Regions from separate parts of the Homo sapiens genome. Here all the other regions are linked to region 1. The links are chromatin loops, found by intact Hi-C in ENCODE. Cell type or tissue: OCI-LY7. All regions are shown on one strand. Each heading gives the region's core, and the rest is flanking DNA. Links, peaks and the distances in the headings are about the cores only. Region 1 has its middle 77 kb from the start of TOP3B. Region 2 has its middle 37 kb from the start of VPREB1. Region 3 overlaps TOP3B (DNA topoisomerase III beta).

Region 1 (11,078 bases), core at 3,327-5,826:
GGGTGCATGTTTGGGAAGATGAGATAACCCTTCCAGCTTGGAGATGAATATGGTATCTGCTTTAGCAAGAATATGTCATGTTTATGAAAAGTGTTTCAAGATAAAACTATTCTCCAATCTTTCTTGCCTTGAATAAATAATTTTTTCAGAGAGTCAATGAATAACAGTCACATCTACAGTTATCACCCATTCCAACAGGTGATTATAAAATAAGTGTTTACCTAAAATATATCTTGTTCAATTACTTAGTAACTGGAGGCTCATCCTTTTCCATGGTCTCTGCACAAACCCATGGGACCCAGTCCATCCTGCTGGTCACCTTTCCAGCACTCAAGTTCATATTCCTCTCTTGTTCTCTAAACACAGAAGTCAACATTCTAATTTAATATATCCCCTTGAATCAATTCACAACCCAAACTCAAAATACACATAAAGCAGTAAAAATCACTTTATTTTCCTCAGATCTTTTTCTCTTACTGAGAATTCTATTTAGGTGAATTCACATATTCGTTCAACAAACATGGTATTAATTGGCTGTTTGCGCTAGGCTGAGTCCTAGGGTTTGTAGATACAGTGGTGAAAAAACAGGACAGAGAGAAAAAATATGAATCTTAGTTCCCAGTAGGGGAAGGCCTATTCATTAAATTAGAGCCCCCTGCAAGGTGTCATGTTTTGCCCAACCAAATCCAAAGGGGCCTCATGCAGAGCGCAGGGACCTTGCTCTGTGTAGCTGCCTGCTTTTCGGTGTCTTGCTCTGAAAGTCTCAGCCATCTATGTTTTTCTGACTTCTCATCTGTGTGTTCTGAGCTGTGTAAAAAGCTCACGATTATCTTGGTCACCACCTCCTTCTGGGCCAAAAATTGTCTCCAAAAAAAAATCTGTGGTCCAGGCGCGGTGGCTCACGCCTGTAATCCCAGCACTTTGGGAGGCCGAGGCGGGCGGATCACGAGGTCAGGAAATTGAGACCATCCTGGTTAACACAGTGAAACCCCGTCTCTACTAAAAAAATACAAAAAATCAGCCAGGTGTGGTGGCAGGCTCCTGTAGTCCCAGCTACTCGGGAGGCTGAGGCGGGAGAATGACGTGAACCCGGGAGGCGGAGCTTGCAGTGAGCCGAGATAGAGCCAGTGCACTCCAGCCTGGGCAACAGAGCGAGACTCCGTCTAAAAAAAAAAAAAAAAGATATACTTAATGTTAAATGACGAGTTAATGGGTGCAGCACATCAACATGGCACATGTATACATATGTAATAGACCTGCAGGTTGTGCACATGTACCCTAAAACTTAAAGTATAATTAAAAAAAAAAAATCTGTGTTGGCTGGGTGCAGTGGCTCACACCTGTAATCCCAGCACTTTGGGAGGCCGAGGTGGGCAGATCAGTCAGGAGTTTAAGACCAGCCTGACCAACATGGCGAAACCCCCTCTCTACTAAAAGGACAAAAAAATTAGCTGGGCATGGTGGTGAGTGCCTATAATCTCAGCTATTCGGGAGGCTGAGTCAGGAGAATTGCTTGAACCTGGGAGGCAGAGTTTGCAGTGAGCGGAGATCACATCACTGTACTCCAGCCTGGGCGACAGAGCAGGACCCTAACTCGAAAAAAAAAAAGTGAAGAAAAAGAAATCCGTGTCCACTGCAGTGCTCATTTGCGTGTTAGGGTCCTTTCTCTGAGGTTACATAATCAAGTTATCCCTGTTGGCCAATATTCACTGTCTGGAAATAGTCATTACATGCACTCGATTATGTCTTAAAGTGTTGTTTATGGTGTAAGAACTCCATCTATTGCATCATGGCAGGAAACAGAAATTGACACACTTTTGGTGTAACCGTCTTTGTCTATTTGACTTTTTAGAACTTAGTAAGCTTTATCCCACCATGACGCTTTCCATAAGTTTTATATCTATGAGTTCCGATTAATGCTGATTAAGGTTTATTGAACTTTTTAGGGATTGAGTATGTTTCTTTTTGTCAAATTTGGGAAAGTTTTGGTTACCATTTTTCAATTACATTATTCTGTTTCTTTTCCTCACTCTTACCCTTCTGGGCCTTTCATTATGTGTATATTGGTACACTTGATGGTGTCAAGAGGGTCTTTAGGTCCTGCGTATTTTTCCACCCTTATTTCATTCTATTCCTGTAATAGGATAATATCAATTAATCTATGTTTATTTCAATGACTCTTTCTTTTATATCTTTTATTAATATTCTTTATTTGGAGATACATTCTTTTCATGCTTTTTTGAACATTTTTACATTTTTAAAATTTCTTTGAGCAAATGGAGAAATAATGGAGTTGAAGTATTGGTCAAATAAGACCAGTGTTTCTGCCTCTTTGAAAATAGTTTTTGTCAACTTTTAATTTTTTTGTTTTTTTAATGTTTTTTTCTTTGTTATTTTCCGTTATATATGGCAATATGTTCCTGTGTCTTGAACCTACCTCATTATTTTGCTTTGACAAATGGAAATTTTAAATAATATAATGTGACAGTTCTGGAAATTAGAACTTTTTTGTAAAGCGTTTTGGTTGATGTTGTTGCTGTTTTTGCTATAGTTGTTATTGTTGATGATGTATTGTTTCATGGTTTTCCAGGAGGGTTCTGCAAGTCTGTATTCTTTGCATGTGAAGTTAATGAAGTCTCTGCTCAATCACATTAGTAGTTTCCTAATTACTGGACAGATATTTCCTGAAGCAATACTTCCTTCAGCTTTTGCCAAGGACTCCATGAGATGTACTTATTTTGAAAATAAATAAATAAATAAGTAAATAAATGAAATCCTTCATTCCAGATCAGGGTTACCAGGATGATATTCATGGCTATTTCTATTCCTCCTTCTTTGGTAACTTTCTGCTTATCTGTTGTCATCTTCAGTGTGTTGGAAATAAGTTCTCCTCCTTATCCCTTACTCCCAAATCCCAGGCACTGAACACCTGAGAATACCTTCAGAAACCCCCAAAGGGTTTAAAGCTTTTCATCTCAATCTCTATAAATCTTTATTCTATTTTTATTTATCTGGAATATGCTTTCTAGCATGTTGATAGACTTCTAAAATTTATTTAAGTCAGAAGTTTTCTTCTAAGATTGATCATTTAAATGATCTCAATAAGACAGGACTGAGGTATGCAGCTGAGTCCCAGTGTCTGAATATGAAAAGGAGAATTTCTTTGCACCCCCCTATATAGCCACAATACACCAGACCAGCAGGAGGAGACAGGCTCTGTTGTAATATTTGCGCAATAGTTACAGATCAGAGTGCACTCCCTAGAGGCCTGGCCTAAAAAGCTGTTTCCAAGGGAACTTGAAGCAGGAATCAGAAAATATCTGGCTCTCTACTCGTAAAATTAAAGTACACACACACACGCATTCACACACACACACACATAACATATTTGAGTATGCAGGTCAGCAGACACTGGTTCTGAGAGCCATTTTTCAACCTTGGTAGCAGAGTAGAAAAACAGTTTTTGTCTCATTTCCCCATTTATCTGTGCTTTACCCAAACGGCACACCAATGCTACAATCTGTACCACAGATATAGTCAGCTCCATCCTCAGACGGGATTGTAGAAATGACACTATAGTGGTCAGCTCCAGTCCTGGAGACTGAGAACTAGTGACTGGGAATCCCAGCCCCCTTGGTGTGGCTTCCATCACTCTTAAGCTGCATCAGGTACTGATGGGCCTTCCCTGGCTGCTGCCGAAAGCATTCAATGGCATAGCTGCTATGCTGACTGCTGAGTGTGGGCGAGCTTGGCCAGGGCTCCCAGGGAGGCAGATGCAGAGGTCGACTGAGTCGGCACGGGCTGCCAGAGGGATCCCGAAAACACAGACAGCCATTATACACTGAATAAAGCAGAACAGGGAAGGACAGTTCTGGCATGAGTTGGGAGGTGGTGTCAGTGAGCTGGGGGATCAGGATGCTTTGTGCTGTCCTGGACTGTGCAGTGAAGGAGGACAATGAGGAGGAGGAGTGGGGTCAAGGCCATGGTGCAGACTCCCCGGATCTCTGCAGAGGAAGCCACGCGGCAGGTCTCTCGTGTTCACCCTCTAGCCTTAGAGGAGAGAGATGGGCCTTTCATGCAAATGTGCTCCTCTTCCCCTGCCCAAGCGTGCCCCTCCCTGGGCCCGTGTGCAGTCCCAGTGGCTGGGTCATTTCTGGGAAGAGTAGGCCTGGGATGTACCTGGACTGAGGCTCCCAAAGGGCCCAGAGAGGACCCAGCTGCTGGCCCCAGTGAGCCCTAGGCAGAGGCCAGGGCCAGGTATCATTTCCCAGCTAAGAGCCCCACAGACTCTAAGTGCCAGCCCCACAGCGCCCCCTGCTGCCCAGGCCCAGGTCCATCGTGCCTGTGACCAGAGGCCAGGTGGACCCAACAGAGTTGCCATCCTCCACCGGGGCCTTGACCAGTGCTGGCTCCCTACCTCAGGGCAGAGTGAGGTTCCCTCTCAGGGCAGTTTTCTACATCATCTCAGTCTTTAGTTTTCCACACTGGCCTCCTCAATGGGAAAAAAGACACACAATTCACCGCACTTTATAAGGAGTCCCCAGGGGAAGTGTGTCTCAGGTACACATTCTATGTGGTACACATATCTATTCTGTAATGGAATAATTTCATTGACTAGAACAAAATGTTTTAATTCTGCAGCAATGGAAATGTTGTGAGTACGCATGGGGCACATGAGTATATGTGTTCATAAAAAGCACACTGAAATTTACAATTAAGATCTGCAAATTTCACTTTACATATTATGCTTCAAGATAAGTTTTAAAAATAAAAAAGAGAAAAAATACCATTTTTTCAGATCAAAAAAATAGAATTTGCCACAAGATCTACTCTAAATGAAATTCTGAAGCTCTTTTTTAGTAAAATCTCAGTAAGCAGCCACCAAAATTTTCAAGAAATAAGTGTTAAAGAAAGTGGGGAAATGTGGAAAAACCCAAAGGAAAATTGAGTCTGTAAAACTATGATTATAATAACATCAGTTGATGTATAAATGCATATATGTATAACATAAAGCATATGTGTGAACTTATGAACATGTATTAATAGATTTGTGTGCACATGTGTAAATATATGACATAACTATGTTTTGACATTATATACATTTGTAGAGATTAAATGGAATTGAAGGGTTTACACTCAGACTCTACTCTCTGAAGTTTTATTTTAAACACTGAGCACCCCTAGTCTCTTCATATTTCCCAATCAGGGGGACAGCCTCCAGGGGATATTCCAGTTTGCATTTAGTCTCCAGAGAATCCCTTTCTTGTGATGATATATAGGAGTAACGCCCCACCCAAATCCCCTGAGCAGGACAATGTATGATAAAAGCTTCAGATCAAAGGGCAAGGCTGCTGCAGTCAGAGGGTTAGCGTCCTGCAGGGATCTCAAAAGGGCATCCAGCATAGTGAATATGAACAAAGGGATCACTTCTATTCTTTAACCAGAGTTCCCCAGCACACTTGAGGGTCCAGGGCATCTGTGATATGCAATATAATCCCATTATCACATGGTCTGTGACAATCCCAACCAAGCAATCTGACCACCATCACAAGGGGTTGCCTCCCCTCCCCAGATCAGCTCAGCTGTTTCATGCTCCAAAATATTCATATTCAGGAGGAAGAACTTTCCTCACTGGGCACCACCTGCAAAGGAAACAGAACAATGTCCTGTGGCATTGGCACTAATCAGGCTTTATTGGGGGCATTTTCAGGAATGGACTCAGCAAGGGTCGCAGCCCTTGTACCTCTCATCAGCCTCATAAGAAGCAGAGCTGGCCTGGGCTAGGGAAGCTGGGTGGATTTGGGGCTAAAGTTCAGGATAAGTACTTTGCAAAATGCTTTACCTTTTAACACATTGAGTGGGTGACAGGCCATAAATGGAGATGTAATGAGAGGAGAGTCAGAAGCTGCTCAGGGGAGGTGCAAGGCCAAGACTGAAATCAGTGCTTGTGGCACCTGGAGAATTCCAGAGAAGTTGAGATCTCTGGGGAGGAGCCAAGAGTAGTCCAAGCTAACTAACATAAGGAAACCCTGAGTTAGACTTTGGAGTCACCCACAGACTGTCTTGTTTGACTCTCACTATTAATGGAGGCCAGTAGAAAGGTCCCACCCTGTACTGAAGAATGAAAAATACAAACAACAAAGCTGCTACTGATGAGCCACACTCGGTCCCAGACAGTGTATTGTTGCCTGCACAAGGCAGAGAGAATGCAGGGGAGGTTCTAATCTCACTTCCCCGTAAGTCTGGAGCACAGTGAAAGTGCCACTGTTGCTGTGATATGTAAAATAGTAATAGTCGGACTTGATCTCAGGCTGCTCAGAAATGTGCAGAATCCCTGCACATTGCCCGAGGGATCTTTGGATTCACAGAAGTGACTGGGGACCCCAGAGTCCTGGTGCTTACTTGAGTCTGAGTAGTATCTCAGGAGATACTGGGGAAGGCTCCGTGACTTCTGCTGGTACAAGAATATGTGACAGCCTCCAACAATGCAGCCACTACTTGGGGTACAGGGAAGTCTTATAGCATTTCTCAGATGTGCAGAGAGGGAGGGCAGCTGAATAAGCAAAGGCTGAGAGAGGGAACCTGCAAGCAAAGATGATCGTGGGTGAGGAATCAGGACAAAGGGTGAGAGTGAAACACAGGGCAAGAACTCAGGCTAGGGGGCTTCCCCAGGACGTGAGACCTGTCCCTACCTGAGAAATGATAGAATATCACAGGAGAATAGGTGCCCAGGTCACAGTGGACACAGCCCTCCTGAGGTCCAGAGCTGGAATGGCTTCTCCAGGCCTCTCTTATCCCCTTCAGTGGCCTCACAAAGGAGGGGTTATGGATGCAAGTGTGTTGCTCCCACTGCCTACCCCCAACTCTCCCGATGGATTTATCAGTATCTGGGAGCTGTTGTCGGGGTGTCTGGCACACAGGACTTGGAAGAAGGTGGGGGTGCTGGGACCATATCTAGCTGCTAAATCTGTGTCAGTGAGTGCAGACTCCATCTACCCAGCCCTGGGGAGTTTGGGGGGGGTGGCAAGTTTTGGGTTTTCACTGTGCAGACACTGAGTGTGACTCACAGTGCCCTGTGCTGCTCACTGGCCAGACAGCAGTCTTTCTGTGAAAATCACATGAGTGGAGTCACCTGAGAGCCTGGTCATTGCTAATCCACAGCATCCATAGACCACACCTTTGCCCTGTCTGGAGATAACTCATATTAATAAACAGCCTTTCCACTGAGGATTTCTGAATTACTAGAAAAGCAAAAATATCAGGTCCATCCAACATGAGGAGGCTGCAGTGATGGCAGAATGCAGAAGGCTCGGAATACACAGGGAAGGTCTCTTCCAAGATGGCCAAACAGGAACAGCTCTGGTCTGCAGCTCCCAGTGAGATCGACGCAGAAGACAGGTGATTTCTGCATTTCCAACTGAGGTACCTGGTTCATCTCATTGGGACTAGTTGGACAGTGGGTGCAACCCAAAGAGCTGAAGCATGGTGGGGTGTCACCTCACCCGGGAAGCACAAGGGGTCGGGGGATTCCCCTTTCCTAGCCAAGGGAAGCCTGACAGACTGTACTGGGAGAAATGGTACACTCCTGACCAAATACTGCGCTTTTCCCACAGTCTTAGCAACCGGCAGACCAGGAGATACCCTCCCGTTGCCTGGCTCAGCAGGTCCCAGGCCCACAGAGCCTTGCTCACTACTAGTGCAGCAGTCTGAGATCAACCTGTGACACTGCAGCTTGATGGGGGGAGGGGCACCTGCCATTGCTGAGGCTTGAGTAGCTCACAGTGTAAACAAAGAGGCAGGGAAGCATGAACTGGGCAGAGCCCACCACAGCTCAGCAAGGCCTACTGCCTCTGTAGATTCCACCTCTGGGGGAGGGCATAGTAGAACAAAAGGCAGCAGACAGCTTCTGCAGACTTAAACGTCCCTGTCTGACAGCTCTGAAGAGAGCAGTGGTTCTCTCAACATGGTGTTCGAGCTCTGAGAATGGACAGACTGCCTCCTCAAGCGGGTCTCTGACACCCATGCAACCTGACTGGGAAACACCTCCCAGTAGGGGCCGACAGACGTCTCAAACAGGCGGTGCCCCTCTGGGACGAAGCTTCCAGAGGAAGTATCAGGTAGCAATATTTACTGATCTGCAGCCTATGCTGGTGATACCCAGGCAATCAGGGTCTGGAGTGGACCTCCAGCAAACTCCAACAGACCTGCAGCCGAGGGGTCTGACTGTTAGAAGGAAAACTAACAAACGGAAAGGAATGGCATCAACATCAACAGAAAGGACATCTACACCAAAACCCCATCTGTAGGTCACCAACATCAAAGACCAAAGGTAGATAAAACCATAAAGATGGGGAGAAACCAGAGCAGACAAGCTGAAAATTCCAAAAAACAGAGTGCCTCTTCTCCTCCAAAGGACCACAGCTCCTCGCCAGCAAGGGAACAAAACTGGACAGAGAATGAGTTTGACGAGTTGACAGAAGTAGGCTTCAGAAGGTCGGTAATAACGAACTTCTCTGAGCTAAAGGAGCATGTTCTAACCCATCGCAAGGAAGCTAAAAACCTTGAAAAAGGTTAGACGAATGGCTAACTAGAACAAACAGTGTAGAGAAGACCTTAAATGACCTGATGGAGCTGAAAACCATGGCATGAGAACTTCGTGACGCATGCACAAGCTTCAATAGCCGATTCAATCAAGTGGAAGAAACGATATCAGTGATTGAAGATCAAATTAATGAAATAAACAAAGAAGACAAGATTAGAGAAAAAAGAGTGAAAAGAAATGAACAAAGCCTCCAAAAAATATGGGACTACGGGAAAAGACCAAATATATGTTTGATTGTTGTACCAGAGAGTGACGGGGAGAATGGAACCAAGTTAGAAAACACTCTTCAGGGCCAGGTGCGGTGGCTCATGCCTCCTAATCCCAGATCTTTGGAAGGCCGAGGTGGGCAGACCATGAGGTCAGGAGATCAAGACCCTCCTGGCTAACATGATGAAACCCTGTCTTTACCAAAAAATATGAAAAATTAGCCGGGAATGGTGGTGGGTGCCTGTAGTCCCAGCTACTCGGGAGGCTGAGGCAGGAGAATGGTGGGAACCCAGGAGGCAGAGTTTGCAGTGAGCCAAGATCGCACCACTGCACTCCAACCTGGGTGACAGTGGGAGACTCTGTCTCAAAAAAAACCAAAAAAAAAAAACCCTCTTCAGGATATTATCCAGGAGAACTTACTCAACCTAGCAAGGCAGGCCAACATTCATATTCAGGAAATACAGAGAGCACCACAAAGATACTCCCCAAGAAGAGCAATCCCAAGACACATAATTGTCAGATTCACCAAGGTTGAAATCAAGGAAAAAATGTTAAAAGCACCCAGAGAGAAAGGTCAGGTTACCTACAAATGGAAGCCCATCAGACTAACAGTGGATCTCTCAGCAGAAACCATACAAGCCAGAAGAGAGTGGGGGCCAATATTCAATATTCTTAAAGAAAAGAATTTTCAAACCAGAATCTCATATCCAGCCAAACTAAGCTTAATAAGTGAAGGAGAAATAAAATATTTTACAGACAAGCAAATGCTGAGAGATTTTGTTACCACTAGGCCTGCCTTACAAGAGCTCCTGAAGGAAGTACTAAACATGGAAAGGAACAACAGGTTCCAGCCACTGCAAAAACATGCCAAATGGTAAAGATCATTGAAGCTATGAAGAAACTGCATCATTAACAGGCAAAATAACCAGCTAACATCATAATGACAGGATGAAATTCAAACCCAACAATATTAACCTTAAATGTAAATGGGCCAAATGCCCCAATTAAAAGACACAGACTGGCAAATTGGATAAAGAGTCAAGACCCATCAGTGTGCTGTATCCAGGAGACCCATCTCATGTGCAAAGACACACATAGGCTCAAAATAAAGGGATGGAGGAAGATCTACCAAGCAAATGGAAAGCAAAAAAAAAGCAGGGGTTGCAATCCTAGTCTTTGATAAAACAGACTTTAAACCAACAAAGATCAAAAGAGACAAAGAAAGCCACTACATAATAGTAAAGGGATCAATTCAACAAGAAGAGCTAACTATCCTAAATATATATGCACCCAATACAGGAGCACCCAGATTCATAAAGCAAGTCCTTAGAGACCTACAAAGAGACTTAGACTCCCACACAATAATAATGGAAGGCTTTAACATCCTACTGTCAATGTTAGACAGATCAATGAGACAGAAGGTTAACAAGGATATCCAGGACTTGAGCTCAGCTCTGGACCATGCAGACCTAATAGACACCTACAGAACTCTACACCCCAAATCAACAGAATATGCATTCTTCTCAGCACCACATCGCACTTATTCTAAAATTGACCACATAATTGGTAGTAAAACACTCCTCAGCAAATGTAAAAGAAAAGAAATCACAAAAAACTGTCTCTCGGACCACAGTGCAATCAAACTAGAACTCAGGATTAAGAAACTCACTCAAAACCACTCAACTAATGGAAACTGAAAAACCTGCTCCTGAATGACTACTGGGTACATAACGAAATGAAGGCAGAAATAAAGACGTTATTTGAAACCAATGAGAACAAAGACACAACGTACTAGAATCTCTGGGACACGTTTAAAGCAGTGTGTAGAGGGAAATTTATAGCACTAAATGCCAACAAGAGAAAGCAGGAAAGATCTCAAATCGACACCCTAACATCACAATTAAAAGAATTAGAGAAGCAAGAGCAAACACATTCAAAAGCTAGTAGAAGGCAAGACATAACTAAGATCAGAGCAGAACTGAAGGAGATAGAGACACAAAAAACCCTTCAAAAAATCAATGAATCCAGGAGCTGGTTTTTTGAAAAGATCAACAAAATTGATAAACCGCTAGCAACACTAATAAAGAAGAAAAGAGAGAAGAATCAAATAGACACAACAAAAAATGATAAAGGAGATATCACCACCCATCCCACAGAAATACAAACTGCCATCAGAATACTATAAGAACCTCTACACAAGAAAACTAGAAAATCTAGAAGAAATGGATAAATTCCTGTACACATACACCCTCCCAAGACTAAACCAGGA
Region 2 (11,078 bases), core at 3,947-6,446, 150 kb before region 1:
AAAGTGATTTCTGAAAATATATGAGAGAAAAAGAAATGTTGATATGCTATTTGCACATATGATAACATTTGTATTTAACAAGCTTTAATTCAACAATGTGTAAGAACATCAGAATAATATAATGCCTTCTTGGTAGATAAACATAGCAACTAAAAAATACAAATTATTTCATATTTTTGAATTAAATTATTGTATTTAAATGTTTTACACTTTTGCTTATTTCTCATATTGCTAGAAAAATATGTTATCCAATATCTTTATGGGCCATAAGCTTTCTATTGTTCCACATTAAAAATAAAATGATTCTAGTGGTTCAACCTTAGGGGTATCTTTTTTTTAGATATAAATGGACATTATTAAGAAATTAAAGAAGTATACTATATTCCCATATTTCTTAATTTGTCTTTGTGTGTGTATATACACATGCATGTATATATATATAAATATATACACACATGCATACACACAAATATATATAATATAATATATGTCTATATATGCACATGTATATGCATATGTGTAGATGTACATATCTAGATATTTAATAAAGGAATGATGGTTAGAATTTCCTGAAAATTCATAGAAAAGGCAATTTTTGTTGTTAAATTATTTAATAATGGGAACGAGAGACACTAAATAAATAGCCCTTGACACAAAGCCGTCTTTTTTTTTTTATTTTACTTTAAGTTTTAGGGTACACGTGCACAACGTGCAGGTTTGTTACATATGTATACATGTGCCATGTTGGTGTGCTGCACCCATTAACTCATCATTTACATTAGGTGTATTTCCTAATGCTATCCCTCCCCACTCCCCCAACCCCACAACAGGCCCCGGTGTGTGATGTTCTCCTTCCTGTGTCCATGTGTTCTCATTGTTCGATTCCCACCTATGAGTGAGAACATGCGGTGTTTGGTTGTTTGTCCTTGCCCATAAAAAATTATGAGTTCATGTCCTTTGTAGGGACATGGATGAAGCTGAAAACCATCATTCTCAGCAAACTATCACAAGGACAAAAAGCCATCGTTCTCACCCTGAGCATGTTGCCCAATTTTTATCTCCCTCTTCCTTTGTGAATTTTTCCATCAGAGATTCTCCTCTTTGATTCCTGTCCCCTGATAGGGCGTGTCACCTCGAGCCACAGATCTTTCAGGAAACACAGGACTCAGGCCGCTGAAACAACGAGGAAAACAAGGTGACACCATGCATAGTGTCCTTCTCTCACCTTCACCTTTTATGGATTATTCCCGGCTAGGACTACAACTCACACATTTCCCCCACTCCTGTGGCTGGGATAGCAGGAGACACAAAGCACCAAGGGTGTGCGCCCACCGGAGTCAGAATCGGATCACTTCCTTCCCATGATGCTCAGGTAGACCTTACTGCCTGGTTCTCCTTCTTCTCCAGGAAGAGCAGCCCTTGGGAGGACTCCGGCATCCTATGAGCAGGGAGCTTGTGGCAAGCAGCTTTGCCTGCAGCTGAGGCAGGGATAGAACAGGCTGCACGGGTCCTGAGGAGGGCAGCGAAGCCCACAGCCTGGGTATGGGAGGAGTCCTCAAAGGAATCACAGTCATGTTTTGAGCCTCCAGACAGACAAGGACTTCTGGATGGCAGGAACCCAGCTGATCAGTCTGGAATGCTCTTTTCTCCTGCTGGGCAGGGCTGAAGACAGTTTCTCTCTGACCAGCTACTGTGGACCCAGAGTGATGACCAGCCTGAGCCATAGAGTTTGTGCCTGTGTAGGGATGCTCAGGCTGAGAATGAGGCAGCAGCAGTATGACCACAGTGCAGGAAGCTGGAGGGGCATGCAAGCCACGTGCTCACACCTGGAGTGGAGGGACATGCAAGCCACGTGCTCACACCTGGAGTGGAGGGACATGCAAGCCACGTGCTCACACCTGGAGTGGAGGGAAAGCCTCCTTGATAGAGCAATATTGAAGGCACGCACTGCATTTATTGTCACATGATTGTGCTGTGAGACACCTTACATATTTATATTTAGTTGTCAGAAAAACCTCATGGTGACTGAGACAGATGTCAAACTCACCTTTACCCTCCCTTGGCCCATGCCATAGGAGACACATCCTGTACCACAGCTTCTGGAGTGGGAACCCTGCTACAGAATATGCTTTAAAGTGGTATCTGCCCATGTTGATGTGAAGACAGCTTTTCCTTTGTTTTCCCGTCACCTTCCGTTGAGGGGTGAGATCAGGCCCCTCCCTGTTAACCAGATCTGGCACTAGTGATCTCTCGGCACTGACAGTTTCTGTGGAAGTGACACTTTATAAACCAAGTCAGAGCTCTGAATTCTCTGGGACTGCCCAGCTTCCTGGAAACCCAGGCCACATGGGAGGCCTCAGGTAGGTCATTCAGCCAAGGCCGGCTTCACTGCAGACTCTCAATGAGGTCACCTTCAGTCGATTCCAACCCCTTCATACCAAATCAGCCCCAATCTGTGAAGCTTTTTTGCTGAGGCTCCATCATAAGGGGAAATGAGTCACCCACAGCAGCCGTGTCTGAATTACTCACCTATGCCTACAAGCAAAAAAAGTGCATGTTTTATTCCACTCTTGAGGCTGGATAATTCTTGTTTCCTTATCTGTTTGTTTTTGCATAATAACAGATGTAGCTCTTGCAGGAAACTCATAATATAAAAGAGAATGAACACTGCAATCTGAGTTTTCTTCCTTTCATGTTCTGCAGCCTTTCAGGTTGTGATTCCAAATATAAAAGCCAGTAAGTTGGCCTGAACCCTGGAGGCGGAACTTGCAGTGAGCCGAGATCGCGCCACTGCACTCCAACCTGGGCGACAGGGCGAGACTCCGTCTCAAAAGAAATAAATAAATAAAAATTTTTAAAAAGCCAGTAAGTTTTTGCATATTCTTACAGAATTATTAACTGAACTATTAATAGCACTGACATCATGACAATCTTTTTCCTAAGGGCTTTTTATGTTTAGTTATTTATTCTTCATCTACTCTAGAGAGTCAGGTGGCAGCAGGAAGGAGGTTTCTCTGCTCCACTAAGACTGTCCCCAAGCTGGGAAGGCTGAACTGCTCCTCATCACCTTCCTAACACTCCTCCTCCCATTATCATGTGATATTCTTACTCTTTGTTCATTTTCTCCTCCAGTTGGAAACTCAAAAAGGTAAATCTGTTTTCTAGTTTTGCTGTTTCTCTTTTTGTGTGTGCTCATGTTTAAGATCCAAACATACACAAGAAATTTGAAGGGAATCGGCAATGATAGGCACTTGTACCAACAGCTTTAAATACCACGAATGGTAGTGACTTTGTCTTGAACATGACAACCCTCTTATCTTTGAACCAAAACCTTCACTTTTTAGATGAATTTTGGGGTCGTCACTTCCTTTCCTATACCTGGTTTTCATGAGATCATAAGAATGTGTGTGATTGTTTCTTGATTTCTTATCCAAAACAAAAATTTAATTCTACAATTTTGTGAGATAAAAATTTCATTTAGAAAAGTATATATTATATATTTCTTCACCCAACATATTCGCTCAAACAGAAATGCACTGGTGAAAATACTGTGATTTTTTTTTTTTTTTTTTTTTTTTTGAGACAGTCTCGCTCTTTCGCCCAGGCCGGACTGCAATGGTGCTATCTAGGCTCACTGCAAGCTCCGCCTCCTGGGTTCACACCATTCTCCTGCCTCAGCCTCCTGAGTAGCTGGGATTGCAGGCGCCTGCCACCGCACCCAGCTAATTTTTTGTATTTTTAGTAGAGATGGGATTTCACTGTGTTAGCCAAGATGGTCTCGATCTCCTGACCTCCTGATCCGCCCACCTCCCAAAGTGCTGGTATTACAGGCGTGAGCCACCACGCCCGGCCATGATATTTCTTTATTAATTTCTGGGGAAATGGTCGGTCTTTTTTGAGGGATGCCCTTTTTCATCCTTGTAAGACCATGCTGATGCATGCTGCCCATGGGAAGCCAAAGGGTCAATGAATCCCCTGGCATTGTGTCCAGTCACTCCATTTCCTTCTCCCGTAGCTTTTCAGGGAAGCAGCCCTGAGAACTCAGAGGATCTTTCTCTGATTGAAGCATCTGACCTCTGGTTGATATCTCTAAACATGCTGTTTTTTCAAAAATCATGTTCACTGTCTTCCAATGACTGTGCAAATGTCTCAACCCACATCCTCCCAGATGCTCAAGATAATCCTTCATTGATATAAAATGGACTCTAATTGCTAATATTCTGAGAAAGTTTTGCTTCTATGTTCATTAATGAGATTGTCTTGTATTATTCAAATCTGTTTCTGTTTCTGTTGAGTTTAGTTTTACTCTTTCGCTGGAACATCAAAATAAGTATGTGTGTTTGTGTGTGTGTGTGTGTGTGTGTGTGTGTGTTTATAATTTTATACAAAGGTCCAGACTGTATAAATGGCAGTTAGCACTCTCTAACCCAGCCCTCTACAAGGAGGTTTAGAAATAATGGATAGAACGAGATAACAAGCTCCTCATGCCCAGACGATAGGACTGAAAGGCAGTGGTAATGTGCACCCAGAAACCTTGACCTCATCCCTAAAAGAACTCCTGATCTAAAGACTGAGGATTTTGAAGTGGACTGAGATTCTGGCCATGCTGGAGAAGCTCCAGGGTTCTTCTTGCTGAGTCTAAGTTGTTAGGATGGGAACTTCCCCAATTCCAAGTGTTTCTCATTCTGTGCCCAGGAAACATTGTAGTTCAAGTTCCTTTGAGCAAATTTGTTCCTGCTGTGTGATTTGTCTCTGCTTGAAGGGCAGGCTTGGACAAGGACTCCATGAGGGCGGAGGATAAAATAGGAAGCATTGGAGTGTGAGTCTAGTGCTCAGTGGCTCCTGAGGTGCAGGAAGTGGCTCCTGCTCGGTGGTGCAGGTGCAGGAAGTCATACTTCAGTGAGGACACTGCTTGCTCAAGTGTATGAGAACCAGTATTTTCCTATGTGGCCTGGCCCAGAGCCCTTCCCTCTCAGGAACAGTCCAACAGCACCCCCTGCTGGCTCCGATCCCAAGTCGGGTGGCCCCTCAGACACAGACCCAGCTCTTCTGGAAGGACATCCTGACCATTGCAAATGGATCTTTCAACTCATGACCTAAGGGAGTAGAATGAGTGGGTCCTCTCTGCAGTGTTTACAGCTGAGACATTATTTCTTTCACGTTAGTTATGGTCTGCAAAGAGCTAATCACAGAATGTGTTTCAGGATGCACAGTGATGATTTACCAGATATCAGCATCACCAGGCGTGTGAGTGTGTTTCTCCCAGGGGCCTGTGGTCATCACCAGTCTGTGGTCATCTTGAACCCAATCTAAGGCTTAATGTTCTGCTGAGCCTCCAGGTGGTTCATACCTGGGGATAATTCTACATGGGCTTCTTTTAGAGGTTGACTTATTTTGTTATTGTCGTTATTGTCGTGAGGGTCGCCTGTGAGATTCCTTCAGCTCCTACTGCACAAGCCTTGGCATTATAGCCCATAAGAATGATGCTGTCAGAAAAAAAGTGTCTCTTGCTCTGTTTCGCCTCTGACTTCTTTTGCTATTTAATATTATCCTGGTAATACCTCTTTTCTTTTGACCATGTTATATATTTAAGGTATTTTAGTCTAATTTTATAATTTTCGTCAATATGTGGATGGATATAAAAAGACAATTCTCAAAAGTGGAACCCCTCCTTTCTTTTTGGATGTTCTCCCCATACTACTGGCCTGAGGAACCCTCACGTCCCATTTCCCCACCATCACTGGGCCCTGATTCATTTTATTCGTTAAGAAGATCCCTGGATTTAATGGGGATTGGATTCACAAAGCCTAGGTCTCAGAGAACTTCTATTCATCCAACATCTTTCCAACCAAAGAACCAGAGACAAGCACTAGAAATGTGGAGTCAACCTGGAGGCTTGAGGCCTTCATGGCTCTGAGAGCTGGGTCCTTACTGCGGAGGGGCTGCCCTGCACCTGGGAACAGAGCAGCTCTTCCAGAGGCAATCTCAAAAGAAAGAGAAACCTAACTTCTCTGTGGGTTCAGAGCCCAAAGGGTGATCAGCAAAGCCAGGGCCAGATGTAGGGACATGTGAAGCCCATGAGGGCCATACCTGCCAAACTTCTGCTGCTCTTCTCATCCCAGCAGACAACAACGAGGGCTATCTTTGTTACTGTGGACATAGTGATTATGTTTTCATTGGGAGACCAGTAAGAAAAGGTGTCTTTTCATTGAATCCGTAAAGATAAACAGAAAATACCATTAAGCCCTCTGGTTTTAGGAGCACGTGTGATAGCATCAGCAAAAACCTGAGCTGGTCTTGGTAGTATTCACTCAAGCAGGCAGAAAAAGGGCAAAGATGGATCTGACAGAAGAGTTGGAAGGCCAATTTCTATCTAATTTTCTCATATGACAGTGACTGTTGGTGGTGACTGAGGCTGCTGTGCTGCCCCTGAATAAATGTCACCATCATCCTCATGCACTGACTGGAACCCAGAGAAAGTCAGGGAGGCTGAACTGCCGACTGGAAGAAGGGACCTGACCTGTGATTGCCCAGCATTAAACTTTTCCACCAGCAGGTGTCCAGAGCATTTCCTGGCTGAACCTGATAGCAGGATCCCTTACCCTCCATGCCACTGGTGGTTCCTGTGACTTCATCGAGATTCAACCTGAGGGTGGCTGGATCACCACAGGCTAAGCCCTGACTTCTAGCTGGAGACATAGAGAATCCTGGAAACTGAAGATGTCCAGAATAATGTGTACCCAGAGAGAAGAGAGGGGTGTGTGTGTGCGTGTGTGTGTGTGTGTGTGTGTGTGTGTGTGTGTGAAAGAGAGAGAGAGAGAGAGAGAACATGTGTCTTCCAGGACCCATTCCTGCCTAGGCAGAGCCTAAAGTGAGTGGCAGCCTGCCTCACGGCCAAAATGTGATCTTGAAATAGCAATTATTAAAAATGCTCAGGCAGCATCCTTTCAATAAGTACCTAAGCCTAAACTGGGGAGTACTGCATTGACACATTCATAGGCTGATCAGTGAAGGGAGAAACCACCTAAATGAGGATATTAACGTGGCATTTCTATGTCTTTCCTCATTGAATTAAACGCAAGTACAGGTTCTATGATCACTGAGCTGAGAATCTTTTCAAAGGAGAATATTCTTTCCAGTAGATTTAATATTATCACAAAATTAAAACAAACCAATTTCATTATTCTCACATTCTAAGACTCTGGTATATTTAAACGTTAAATTAAGAGCATGTTTTGAAAACCTCTCAATAGGGGCAGGAACACCTATATTTAAGACTCCTCTACCTTTACTTTAAAGAAACACATCACTTTCCATTTGGAGGGGAATGTCAGAATTCTATCAGCCACATAGATCTTTTTATAAAGTATGATTTTACATTTTATTTATTCATTCAATCAACTGGGAATTGCTGTATTGTACAAATACAATGTTGTACAAAAATCACAGAATGTTACAAAATAAAAAGTACAAACTGCATTACTTAATAAATGTGACTACAATTAGGCAAAGTGGCAATATGATAGATTTTAGGTGGGAAACATTAACACAACAAACCATACAATCTCTGCAGACATTTGTACATTATAAAATAGGATGATCCTATTTTGCCTTTTAAAAGAATTTAAAAGGAGTATTAAGACGGTATCTTCTGCTATGAAATAACTGCCGAGGTTGGCTCCAGGCATTTATGCCATTAGCTTTTAAAACTCTTAGGGGACTCCAACATGCTATATTGCAGTAGGTTTAGCTTGTCACAGAGTCTTATACCATGTTAAGATTACCTTAAAACAAAATCACAAACATAAATAAAAACAATTGAGATCACCCAACATTCTGCTCTAACATCAATCTAGTGCAGATTAGTCACTCTGCCATCAGCAAGCATCAGACTTTCATTCAAGTAAGACCTGGTACAATCCGTTAAAGAAGAAGAAAAAAAAAAACTTCCCACAATCCTTTGTTAAGTATTTCTCTCTAAAAGATTGACCATTTCTAAACAAATAATGGTTCCAAAACAACAAATCTATTTGTATCAAAATGTAATGGGCCAATCATTTGGTAACAAGAATGCATCAATATAAGTTTCTAAGAATTGTAAAATTCAAATTTCAACAGCGTAACTACCAAATCACAAACTCTGTTCAAAATAATAAATTTTATATAAAACACTTCTCTTAATTTCTGCCTGAAAGCTGCTTGTCAAAAGTAATGTACTGTCATAGATGAAGGTACACCATTTTTTAATGTTGTGTAAAAATACACTTTTGTAGAAAATAGACTACCAGGAATGAACAGATTTACACTGTGAGAAATTAGCTTTCAAATTAAGCAGTGCTCACTTAAACAGAAAATTACAGATGCAGTAAAATCACCCAAAACTATCATGCAACATCATTTAGGCGCCCAGCAACTTTTAGTTCCGAGAAAACATTTTAAAAGATGATTATGGCGTTACACTCACAGAAAAGCTATTAGGAAGTGCCAGCTGCGGTGGCTCACGCCTGTAATCCCAGCGCTGTAGGAGGCCGAGGCGGGTGGATCACGAGGTCAGGAGATTGAGACCATCCTGGCTAACACCGTGAAACCCCGTCTCTACTAAAAATACAAAAAATTAGCCGGGCGTGGTGGTGGGCACCCGTGGTCCCAGCTACTCGGGAGGCTGAGGCAGGGGAATGGCGTGAACCCAGGAGGCGGAGCTTGCAGTGAGCCGAGGTCGCGCCACTGCACTCCAGCCTGGGCAACACTGCGAAACTCCATCTCAAAAAAAAAAAAAAAAAAAAAAAGGAAAGAAAAGCTGTTAGGAACTTTACAAGTGTTATTACCCTGATTAGAGTTCATGTCATTCTCCAAGCACAAGTTCTGTATGCAATTTTCCCAGGGTGTAAGGTTTTCAGACATTTCAAGGGTAGGCATTTTATTCAGAATATGTGGCCCCAGAGTGAGCAAGTTATTCATTGCGTTGCCTTTTGCTTTTGAGTCTGTTTGCACCAGTTGTCGTACTTGGTTAGGATAGGAGTGATCAAATACTGCATCCTAGTGCCCGTTACTGAGCCAACTGAGCCAAATACTAGGCTTTAGGCAATCCTCTGGGCCCAAATAATGAATCATGGTAGATAGACACTGTGGGCCTCTCCAGCCTCCCTCTAGTAGTTCAGTGCTATTCACATTCAGCATCTACCCTATGTACACAGGGTACCCAGCCACGCCCCGTTTTGGGCAGCCGCGATAATAAGCTTCCCCGTGTCACCCTCACCCAGGGAGCTAAAGTGGTGGAGACGATCGGGATGGGGCGCACCCTCCGCTCCGCAGCTCCTGGTGCAGGCTCGGGTCTAGCACTGGGTCTTGCTGACAGCACCGTAGAGGCCGTTGCCATGGGGAATGATGTGGAATCGGTGCTGATTCTTCTGCGTAAGCCCATGTCCTGCTTCTCGCCTGGGCCAGGTGCAAGGCTAGCTTCTCCTGTGATCCGACCTGGAGAGAACCACCTTGCTGGCGCCGCTCTGGGCAGCCTCGCTGCTGCTGGTCTGGTCGGGGAACCTCAGCCTCTGGGTGGGGCCTTAGTGCAGCGTCTTCACCTGCATCTTCGCCGTGTCTTCTCTCTCTCCCAGCCCCGCAGGCTCATCTCCGCCATGTGCTCTTCTCCTGGTGGACCCTGGCGAGGATCCGGGCTCCCCGGGGGTGATGCAGCCTCCATCCTGGGTGGCGGCCTGGGTTTGGCGCTGCTTGCTCAGGGGGAAGTTTCTATCAGGCCCCTCCCGAGCTGCCGCTAAGCCGCGGGCTCCATGCAGGGTAGTCGGGCGCAGCAGCTCCTCCAGGAGCCAGGTGGAGGAGCCCTGCCAAGGCAGGCGGGACTGGGCCATGCACCAGGAGCCTTGCAGCTCCCAGACCCATGCAGAGATCCACATGGATCATCTCTGTCAAGTTAAAGAGATAAAACAAAACTAAACTAACAAAACCAAAAAAAAAAAAAAAAAAAAAAGAGGTCGGGCACGGTGGTTCACGCCTGTAATCCCAGCACTTTGGGAGGCCGAGGACGGCGGATCCCGAAGTCAGGAGTTCCAGACCAGCCTGACCAACATGGTGAAACCCCGTCTCTACTAAAAAATACAAAAAATTTAGCCAGGCATGGTGGCGCACGCCTGTATCCCAGCTACTCAGGAGGCTGAGGCAGGAGAATCGTTTGAACCAGGGAGGCTTAGGTTGCAGTGAGCCCAGCTCACTGCACTGCACTCCAGCCTCGCTGACAGCAAGACTCTGCCTCAAAAAAAAAAAGGAAAGAAAAGCAATCTTAAAAATAAAACAATAACAAACAGTGAGAGTCATCCTGCAGAGCTGCCAGGGCTGTTCACCTATTCAACCCATGGTAACCATTTATTCTAGAGGCAGGGCAGAATTGCTGGCTACTGGTGGGAAGACGGTAATGTCTGCTGACATTTTATTTCATATATTATACATATACATGATACATAATTTTATATATACATGATACATAATTTTATACAACTCTTGTATATAGTGGTATTATGTATTATGCCATCTGGATGTATTTCAGCTGTTTCACAACTCTTTTACTAGTGGAAATTGGTTAGTAATGTTAGTATTTCTTAGTATTGGTATAAGTTTTTGTGTTTTGATTTTAGCTGCTTAGAGTCACTATGGGCATTATGTGAAAAAAATGGGAGAGAGTTATAATGTGCCACCATTTTTAACAACAATCCAGTATTTAATGTGATTTTATTAACCACTGAAGTTCTTAACCAGTTCAGTAAAAATGACAAGCTTAAAACCTTGGTTTTTGTCCGACTTCCTCATCTGTCTCACTGTGATTAGCACTACTTTCGTACACCTGGCAGTAATAATCGGCCTCGTCCTCAGGCTGGAGCCCAGAGATGAGCAAAAACGCTGTGTTACTTGAGGTCTCCTTGGAGCCAGAGACTCGACTGGGGACCCCAGGTCCCAGCTGCTTGTCTGAGTCTGAGTAGTGATACAGGAATAACCTGGGAGAGCTCCCTAGCTTCTGCTGGTACCAGAACATGTTTTTACCACCAACACTGAGGTCACTGCTCAGGGTGCAG
Region 3 (9,847 bases), core at 5,423-7,922, 88 kb after region 1:
GACCCACTCCCTCTCCCTCCTACTCACCTGGACTCTCCCATCTAACTAAATCCAGTGCTTCCTCTGCTGTGGGCCTGCCCGCAGCATCACCACCTGTCCTCCCTCAGTGGACAGCCGTACCATGCCTCCTCCTCCACCAAGAGAAGTGCAGCCTTGTGGCAGCTCTGCATCGCCTGGATGCTGACCGGCTGCCTCTCTTGCCCCTCACCCTCCCAAGGCCATCACTGCAGCAGTTCCTTCCCCTCCGGCACGCAGCTTCTCTTTTCCTTCTCGCCAGAGCAGTCCCATCAGCGGAGAACATGCTGGCACAGCCACCATCCTGAAACAAGAGGGGACAGTGCACCAGCCTTCTCCCATCTCCCAGGTTTTGTTGAGCTCACCCCATGCAGCTTTCATCTGTCACTCACCACATGGCCCCATCAGGATTACCCAGGGCTCTGTTTGCCAGACCCTACAGTCAGGTCTCAGCTGCCATCTCGCCTGGCCTGTCAGTGTCCCCCACATGGTGATAACTGCCCTGAAGTGCTCTTTCCTGTGGCTTTCAGGACCTTACCCCTCCTGACTCACCCTGCTAGCTCCTCATCTCCCGACCCCCAGCCTGGGCTCCTTCCACATTGCTGCCACCTCCTCCAGGCCACCCAGGCTGTCCAATGGGCAGGTCCCGTTTAACACACCTGAAGTCCCACATCAGACTGCCAGTCCCTTCCTGTCATGCCTAAGCCAAAGCCATGGGTTGTTCCTTTTGCTTTTTTGTAAAGATGAGGTCTCATTGTGTTAATCAGGCTCTTCTCAAACTCCTGGCCTCAAGTGGTCCTCTTGCCTTCGCCTCCCAAAGCACTAGGATTATAGGTGTGAGCCCATGGCAGGTGTGAGCCCATGCCCAGCTCTGCCTCAGGTCATTCTTGACTCACCTTCCCCTCCCCCTCCCATGTCCCGCCATCCCAGGTCTGCCTGGATTCTGACTTCCCTCGCATCCTCCACCACTGCTACCCAGGGCCCATTCATCCTCTTCTATGTGGCAGCCAGAGAGGTCCCTTTAACACTTGAAGTCAGATTATCCCACACCTATGCAAACCCTCTGCTGCCTCCCAGCACCCCTAGAGCAGACCCACATTCTACACCCCTGCTCCCTCCCTCAGCCCCATGAGCCCCCCTGCCCAGCCATATCCTCCCCAAGGACCTCACCTTCCCTGCTCCTTCTGCCTGGACTCTTCTCCCAGGTGTCACCCAGCCCTGCCCTGTCCCTCCCCTGCTCCCATACTACAGCATGAGTTCTGGGAGGGCAGGACCTGGTGTTGCTTTGTGCTGTATTCCCTGCATCCTGGACTAGGCCAAGCATGCAGTAGGTACTCAATAAATAACTGGACTATTAAGTTCATTCCAAGGAGTGGAATTGCTGGGATGTGCACTCGGACTTTGAGAGGGATCCCTGAATTGCTGCACATAGAGGTTGTTCCCATTTAACTTCCCCATGCCCTCATCTGCTGTGTGTGCAACGACTTTGAGTCTCTCCCTATGTGATAAGCACAAGCTCATTGTAGTTCTGAGTTTCTTCTGCGAGTGTTGTTGGACATGATGTGATACCACAAAGGTACTTACGTGGTGGTTTTCCCTTTTTTTTTTTTTTTTTTTTTTGTTTGAGATGGAGTCTCACTCTGTTGTACAAGCTGGAGTGCAATAGCATGATCTCGGCTCACTGCAACCTCCACTTCCTGAGTTCGAGCGATTCTCATGCCTCAGCCTCCCAAGCAGCTGGGATTATAGGCACCCACCACCACACCCAGCTAATTTTTGTATTTTTATTAGAGATGGGGTTTTGCCATGTTGGCCAGGCTGGTCTTGAACTCCTGACCTCAAGTGGTCCACCCACCTCAGCCTCCCAAAGTGCTGGGATACAGGCGTGAGCCACTGTGCCCATCTAGGTGGTAGTTTTTCTTTATGCTGAGATTATTTTATTTTGCTTTTACTTTTTTTGAGACAGGGTCTTGCTGTCACCTAGGCTGGAGTGAAGTGGCTGTTCTATCCACAGGTGCAGTCATGGCACACAACAGCCTTGAATTCCTGGCCTCAAGCAAGCGATCCTCTTGCCTCAGCCTCCTGAGTGGCTGACACTATAGGCATGTGCTACCACACCTGGCTTGTGAGATTTATTTTAAAAGCACATGTTTTTCCTAATATTTTCTGGTTTCATTGTTTCTACTCAAACCTTTGCTAGATCTGGAATCGGTTTTAGTGGGATTTAGGAAGCAGGAGTCTAACTTTATTTTTTTTCACAGCAGATTTCCCAGTTGTCTCAATACGAGTCTTTTTTTTCTTTTTTAATACGGTGCTATGTTTATAAACATCAGTGCTACATTTATAATGACTGAAAAAACAAAAAGGGTTCATGTGGTTTTCTTTTACTTGGCTAGCAGGTATTGAATGTCATGTGTCAGGCACAGAAAGCTGTTGCAAAGACCAACAGTGATTCAGACACAAAGCCCATCGTGTCCTATTTTGGGGGTGAAGTAGTCGCTGATGATGGCATGATGTGAGTGGGTTGGAATGGAGACCTAGCCCAAGAGCTGTGGGCACAGGAGGGCTGACTTACCCTGCCAGTGGTGTTGGGAGACTTGAGCTGGGCCTGTGGGCCATCCAGCTGCATCCTCCAGGCCTGGCGGAGCTTTCTCTCAGGCAGGGAAGCGCAGGCACAGAGGCTTCAAGTGCGTGTTTGCTTCGATGATGATATTTGATTTAATTTGGCCAGAGCATGACCTGCAAAGCAAAAGGTGGAGTGGAATAGGTGGGAGATAGATGTGACAGAGTCCTGATGTCTGCTTGGGGCTGGACCGACTAGCCAGAGGGTCTCAGGCCCATCATGGATCAGAAGGACCTGGGGGGCCCAGCCTGGGCATCTGCATTTTGTAAAGTGTCCTGGGGCGTCCAAGTGCTTTGCTGAGCGGGAGGTGCTGCTCTCGGCCACGATAGTTCCTCTTTCCAGGTGAGTCCACCTGTAGGTGGAAGAGCCAGTCCAGAGAGGAGGGCCAGGCATCCACCTGGCCTGACCCATCACTCCAGATCCCCAGGCCCCAGCATCTTCCTAGCATGGATTTAGGAATAAAATTGACCTGAGATCACTGGGGCCACTTCACCTTCCCCCAAATGGAGCCACATTCCCAGGATCATCTCAGCCACTTCAGCTGACCTGGTAGTTTTTTCTTGTTTTTAATCTCAGATGTCTTCAAGTTTCCCTAATTCCCTAATTTTTCTTCTTCTTGCCTCAGGTTGGTCTTGTTTTTTCTTTGTTAAAGTGATTTTCCTTGTAGTGGTGTAGGTTCTATTGACAGCATTGCTATCCTGAGTGTCTTTTCTTCTCTTTAGGAGTCAGCATTGGTAATAGTGCTGTGCTGCGGAAGAGTGGAGTCTAAACTTTTTCATTGCCAGTGCCCCGAAACTGGAGTGTGAAGGACCGAGACAAAATGAAGACTGTGCTCATGGTTGCTGAAAAGCCGTCCTTGGCACAGTCAATTGCCAAAATCCTCTCTAGAGGTAGGAGAGACCAGCCCTGCTTTGGTCTGTAAGCACGGTCGTTTATGTGTTACAGGACATTTTTTCCTAATGTGATTCCACCCTGGCTGGGGTAGATTTGGTTCGGGTCGGCAGGTGGTAATGAAGCATCTCAGTATGTCACAGTGGGGTGCATTTGCTTCCACTCCTGGCAATGTGCCAAAGCTGGGGTTCCCATAAGGCACAAGGCACAATTTACAATGAAATTGAAGGACAGTCATTATCCATATGCTGGGCCTGGTGGGGCTATTAGGTACAGGTAGTAGAAACCAGCCCTGGAAGGAAGGAGACGCAGCCAGGACTACACCCCAGTCAAGGTCTGATGAGGCTATGCCCCAGGCATTGTCACCCCTGGATACTCCCACTGTCCTGTGGACCTCACGTCACTCCAGAGTAGCCAATGGACTGAGCTATGGCCACAGGCACTACTGAGACACCAGGGAGCTCGAGAGGGAATGTCTGCCACTCACCCCCAACTCTGGCCACTGGGGTGGTTGGTAGGGTGCTGTTTCCCCCTATCTTTGAATTCCCTCCAAATAGGAAGAGTTTTAGATGCTGGGTACCCAGAAATGACAGGCACCTACCTGGCCTCCCCTTGGTCCAGCAGTTGAGAGGGGAAGAGACCCTCGTTCAGCTGAGAAGGCATGGTCCGCAGGGGACGGTGCCCCAAAAGTGGTGCCCGGTGCCCAGAAGCTGAGAAAGTACAGCTGAGTATGGTCAGTGGAGAGGGTGAGAATTCGATAATTAGAAGGTCCCTGGTAACCGAGAGTAGATCTGGAGTCTGTTTTAGTAAACGATGAATAACGTTTCAATGAAGTGAGGCAAAAATGGAATTGAAGAGTGAAAACATAAATACAGAGAAAGAGCCCACCCCTGCCTGCTCCTGGCTCCCGGCAGCCTGGGGCTCTGCATCGAGAGTGCTCTGTGCTAGGTTGTTGGCAGATGCTGTTTTCCCTGAGCGCCGTCCCACCTCTCAGTGCCCAACTACCCGCACCAGTCTGCGGAATGTCGTCACTCACCACTCTGGGGAAGGAGGACTCTGGCCCTCTGGGAGGTGGCATCCGGGCTGGGGTCTCCACAGGGTCTTCAGCTCAGCTGAAGCAGCCAGTCACTTTGTGCTTCCTCATCCCCAGGGAGCCTGTCCTCACACAAAGGGCTGAACGGGGCCTGCTCAGTCCACGAGTACACTGGGACCTTTGCTGGCCAGCCAGTGCGCTTCAAGATGACGTCTGTCTGTGGTCACGTGATGACCCTGGATTTCCTGGGTAAGCCCCTCTACCCTCCATCCTACTGAAGGGAGTTCTGCATGGCACTGGCCAGGGTCCAGTTGAAGCCAGGAGATGCCTCTAGGCAGGGAAGTTTGTCCCAACTCCATGAGTCATAAGGCCAGCAGATCATGAAGTAGCAATGAGAGGGTCCCTGGTGCGGTGCCCAGAACCCAGGCTCTGGAACTCAGCCCTGGGTCCCCATCATAGCGGCACCCCTTAGTCGCTGCATTCCCTGTGTGCCTTCCTATGTAGACAAAGTGGCAGCACCTATCTTAGGAAGGGCTTGACCTGTGCAGGCATTTAAGAGAAGGCTGCTGCTGTTGCCAAGTTGACCGTCATCTGTCGGTCATTTGGTGGCTGTCGTTGTCATTCCTATATTGTTACTGTTATCAATTACCTTGGAAGCGCCAGTATTAGTGACCTGCTGGGTGTAGGTTTGGGGCCATGTGGTTGGCAAGAGTCTGATCCAGGCTTTTCCCCCTGCTCTGCCGGCTCACTGGCTGGGGATGTGGGCAATGACGGCCTCTGAGTTTACACTTCTCATAGTGAAATGGGTCTCACAGCAATGCCATCTGCTTCCCAAGGCTAAGGATTCAGTGTGACAGTGAGGGCAAAGCACTCAGCACAGGGCCCGACACACAGCAAAGCCTCAGCCCTTGTTCTTGCTGCTCATTGATGACAGTGATGACAATGATGGTGACTGAGTTGTGTGGCTGAGCATTTGGACCCCAAGTTTTATCTCCAACTGGCAGGTGGGGAGCCGGGATTTGAATTTGGCTCTGTCTGACCCCATTCTCCCAGGATGCAAGAAATGGGGCCTGGGGAGGATCGCTTGAGCCCAGGAGTTCAAGACTAGTCTGGACAACATAGTGAGACCCCTGTCTCTACAAAAAAAAAAAAAAACAAAATTCTTTTTAAATCAGCTGGCATGGTGGTGCGCACCTGTAGTCTTGGGAGGCTGAGGTGGGAAGATGGACTGAGGCTGGGAGGTCGAGACTGCAGTTAGCCGTGATCGTATCACTGTACTTCATCCTGGGTGATAGAGCGAGACCCCTGTCTCAGAAAAAAAAAGAAATGGGGCCTAAAAGAAAGCCAGACAGCTGAGCATGCAAGAACCGGGTCTCTGTAGATGAGTAGGTGAATGTGCTGGGCATGAGGCTCAAAAAGATGGTCCTTTAACAGGAACGACTGCACACATGTGTGCCCCCACAGAGTGCTGGGTGGAAGGACAAAGTTCCAGAAACTCAGGTTGGAAGTGTCAATGAAGGCACCATTGTGGGGTCCAGTGCTCAGGCAAAGAGACCCAGCCCAGGAATGGTGCTCCCAGCCACAGGGAAAGTCCCGGAAGTGAGGCCAGAGTGGCAGCCCCCCGAGAGCTTGCTTGGCTCCTGTGGTTGGCCGGGGTGTGGTGGGTCCGCTCAGCAGCCGAGCAGAAAGGAGGCTGGATGGGAGGGGGTTACCAAAGGCCTGAACCCACATCCTGGCTCTGCCTCTGATCATCAGGATGACCCTGGGCAAATTGTTCTCCAAGCTTTCCCCTCCTCATTTGTGGGATGAGGCCAACATCCTCCTGGGGTTATGATGGTCTCGGAGGCTGAGCTCCTGTGACTCAATGTCACTGTGACTGGTTTGTAGGAAAATACAACAAATGGGACAAAGTGGACCCCGCAGAACTGTTCAGCCAAGCTCCCACGGAGAAGAAAGAAGCTAACCCCAAGCTGAACATGGTGAAGTTCCTGCAGGTGCGTGGGGCTGGCCTGGGCATGAGCACACCGGGGCTCCCCACCCTCCACAGCTGCCATGTCTTTGCCCACCCTTGCTTGAGTCCTAATCCCCCTTGGACAGGGGGGCCTTTGCTAGCTTTTTCTGTGAGTGCCCCCTGCTGGCCCACGAGGCACCTGCAGGCACCCCCAACACACAAGGCAGTTGCCATTGCCAACCCTCAGTCCTGGAGAGCAGGCCTTCTGCTTTTAAAATAGCTTGTTTGGTCGGGGGGTTTTTCTCCTTAATTTTAAAACAAATGCATACAGATTATGGAAAATTAGAAAGTGCAGATAAGTAGAAAGACAGAAAAATTATGCATAATCATATTACCCAAGACGACTGCTGTTATCATTTAGGGTTATTTCATTTTAACCCTTCTTCTGGGCAGTTTTGGGGTATAAGATCATGTTGCATTTATACTTTTTTTTTTGGTCCAAAAAACATCAATTATAAACTCAATTCTTTTCTGTTGGCTGAGCCAGCCTCAACACAGCCAGCTCCTTACCCAGCCCAGGTACCAGTCCTCCTAACTGAGGTTCAGGGCCTGGGACCAAGCCCTGTCCTGGATGGGAGCACTGGGGGCGGGTGGCACAGACCGGGTCTGCAGCAGGTACGTGTGAACCTGTGCTGTGTGGCAGGTGGAGGGCAGAGGCTGCGACTACATCGTGCTGTGGCTGGACTGCGACAAGGAGGGGGAGAACATCTGCTTTGAGGTGAGTGTGAGGCTCACTTTGTTCCTCACTTTTGGCCTTTCTGACACCAGCCCCAAACTGACACCAGCAGTCAGTCACATCACTCCTGGGGCCAAAGGAGGGAGTAAACTGTACCGGTTTAAAAACACCTCTCCCCTCCCTTTATTCTGAAACTCCACAGATACTTTTAACTGCATAGGCTCTATTAAAGGTGGTCAGTTGTTCCTCCGCTTGCTGAGGCCTCAACGGTATGAGTGAACATAGGAGGGGCCAAATTGTCTGGGTGGATGCAGGTTTCAGAATGGGATTGTCTTGGGGCAGCTTGGTGTTCAGCATCTTGTGCCCAGCGTGACTTCTCAGGGACCTTGGGTTGATGCTGGTTGATTCCCGACCTCAGCACTGAGCTCCTTTTGCAGGCCTCGCTCTGCTCATCTCCTGCCTCATCCAGGATGCCTCCTGCCTCCAGCCAACCCTGGGAGCCCTGCAGAGAAGCAGGTGGCAGCTGCTCCCTGTGCACACCCCATGCCCCATGCTTGCCCCGGCCATGGTGCCCTCACAGTGGCCATGACTGCTGGTCTCACTTGGTGCCCTTCAGACTGTTGTTCTATGGGTCGCCCCCGTGCTCCTGTACCCCCAGCTCTCACCCGTGGCTCAAGAGCTGGTCAGTGAGACAGAGCTGAGGCACCTGGCGTTGCAGTACAGCACCCTCAGCAAATGCGATCACACTCTGTCTCTTCCCAGATACCCTCTCCTCCCCTGCAGGGCGGCTCCTCCCTGGGGGCCTTTGCATCTGGGAATGGAGAATGGGGGCAGCTCATGGGGCTTTCTCCCTTCAGAAATGAAGCCACTTATTCCCAGTAAGGAAGCTGCGTGGCCAGGCTCCGGCGGCGACCCTAGTCCCACTGCACGGCCTTCCTAGTGAGTCTCGGCTCCAGGACCCCTGCTGTGCTTTAGCCCGAGCTGCCCCCACCACAAGCTAGGACCACCCGTGGCCTTCCTGCTCTTGCCCATTTCCTTTCCCCTTCATTCTTTTTTCCTTCCCTGTCTTTTCTTCAGCCTCTTAAAATTTCCACCCACCCCTCCAAACCCTCCCTCCTAGAAGGCAGGGAATCGTGTCACATGGGATGGGTTTGGGGACTAAGAGGTCCCTCATGTACTTGGCAGTAGCATTTCCTGATTTGGTGGGGATGAAAGCAGAGGATTAGAAGAGAGGGCGGGAGTAAGAAGGGAGTGTTCGAGTATGTTTCTAGATGGGAGTAAAGGAAGCCATGTGGTGGGGTGTTGTGGAGTGCTCAGGGCTTCTGGAAAGGCAGGGGGATAGAGGAGGGTCTGGCAGGTGCAGGAAAGGGGATAGAGGAGGGTCTGGCAGGGGCAGGAGAGGGAGCCGAGCACACGTGTTCTTTCCTGGAAGGAACCAGGCTTCACAGTGGGGTGGGGAGCTGTGGCAGGGATCTGGGAGGTGGGTCACAGCTGGCCACTCCCCACCCCCAGGTTCTTGATGCTGTTCTGCCCGTCATGAACAAGGCCCATGGTGGCGAGAAGACCGTGTTCCGGGCCAGGTTTAGCTCCATCACGGACACAGACATCTGTAATGCCATGGCCTGCCTAGGCGAGCCTGACCACAACGAGGCGCTCTCAGTGGATGCTCGCCAGGAGCTGGACCTGCGAATCGGCTGTGCATTCACCAGGTGCTGGCCACACCCGCAGAGTCCTGGGCACACCCTCACTCTCCCTCAGCCAGAGACCTGCCTCTACTGGTCCCCCTCCGGGGCCCCTAGGCCTCCTCGAGCCAGGATGAGCAACAGGGGATTTCACCAACCCTGAAGAAGGCCAGGCACAGTGGCTAACACCTGTAATCCCTGCACTTTGGGAGACCAGGATAGGAGGATTGCTTGAGGTTGGCAGTTTGAGACCAGCCTGGGCAGCATAACAAGACCCCATCTCTACAAAAAAAAAAAAAAAAAAAATTATTTTTTTGAGACAGAGTCTTGTTCTGTTGCCTAGGCTGGAATGCAGTGGTACAATCTCAGCTCACTGCAACCTCTGCCTCCCAGGCTCAAGAGATCCTCCTACCTGAGCCTTCCACTACAGGTGCTACAGGTGTGCACCACTATGCCTGGCTAATTTTTATGCATTTTGTAGAGACAGGGTTTTACTGTATTGCCCAGGCTGGTCTCAAACTCCTGAGCTCAAGCAATCTGCCCACCTTGGCTTCCCAAAGTGCTGGGATTACACATGTGAGCCACTGCGCCCAGGCTAAACAAAAATTTATTTATTTTTTTGTTTGTTTGTTTTTTGAGACAGAGTCTTACTCTGTCATCCAGGCTGGAGTGCAGTGGCACAATCTCAGCTCACTGCAACCTCTGCCTCCTGGGTTCAAGTGATTCTCATGCCTCAGCCTCCCAACTAGCTGGGATTACAGGCTCCTGCCACCACTCCCGGCTAATTTTTATACTTTTAGTAGAGACGGGGTTTCACCATGTTGGCCAGGCTGGTCTCGAACTCCTGACCTCAGGTGATCCGCCCACCTCAGCTTCCCAAAATGCTGGGATTACAGGTATGAGCCACTGTGCCTGT

Evidence for each region. Hi-C counts contacts between places; a loop is a spot of excess contacts. Peaks named below come from ENCODE experiments on the same cell type or tissue, not always from the same donor. Only the 100,000 strongest peaks of a DNase experiment are listed, where the experiment ranks them.
Region 2: a loop joins it to region 1, with 5 times the contacts of the local background. A loop is called at or near these places in 5 of 110 quality-filtered maps.
Region 3: a loop joins it to region 1, with 9 times the contacts of the local background. A loop is called at or near these places in 2 of 110 quality-filtered maps.

Annotation. Positions count from the first base shown.
Region 1 is chr22:22,053,983-22,065,060 of GRCh38, reverse strand. It overlaps IGL, the pseudogene IGLVIV-66-1 and the pseudogene IGLVV-66. Among named protein-coding and RNA genes, the nearest start is that of TOP3B, 77 kb to the right of the region's middle. RefSeq lists enhancers at 6,537-7,300, 7,301-8,064. In OCI-LY7, for the core only: CTCF peaks have their summits at 4,114 and 4,324 (motif pointing left); a DNase peak (open chromatin) is centred at 4,300; H3K4me3 peaks cover 148 bases; H3K27ac peaks cover 1,244 bases.
Region 2 is chr22:22,201,912-22,212,989 of GRCh38, reverse strand. It overlaps IGL, IGLV11-55 and the pseudogene LOC100419915. Among named protein-coding and RNA genes, the nearest start is that of VPREB1, 37 kb to the left of the region's middle. In OCI-LY7, for the core only: CTCF peaks have their summits at 4,817, 5,025 (motif pointing left) and 6,362; DNase peaks (open chromatin) are centred at 4,147, 4,489 and 4,919; H3K4me3 peaks cover 926 bases; H3K27ac peaks cover 2,438 bases.
Region 3 is chr22:21,969,321-21,979,167 of GRCh38, reverse strand. TOP3B (DNA topoisomerase III beta) reads left to right here. Exons shown (of 18, transcript NM_001282112.2): 2 at 3,361-3,528; 3 at 4,680-4,811; 4 at 6,450-6,556; 5 at 7,217-7,291; 6 at 8,762-8,958. The coding sequence starts at 3,459. Among named protein-coding and RNA genes, the nearest start is that of TOP3B, 8.5 kb to the left of the region's middle. RefSeq lists an enhancer at 431-600. In OCI-LY7, for the core only: CTCF peaks have their summits at 6,495 and 6,695 (motif pointing left); a DNase peak (open chromatin) is centred at 6,717.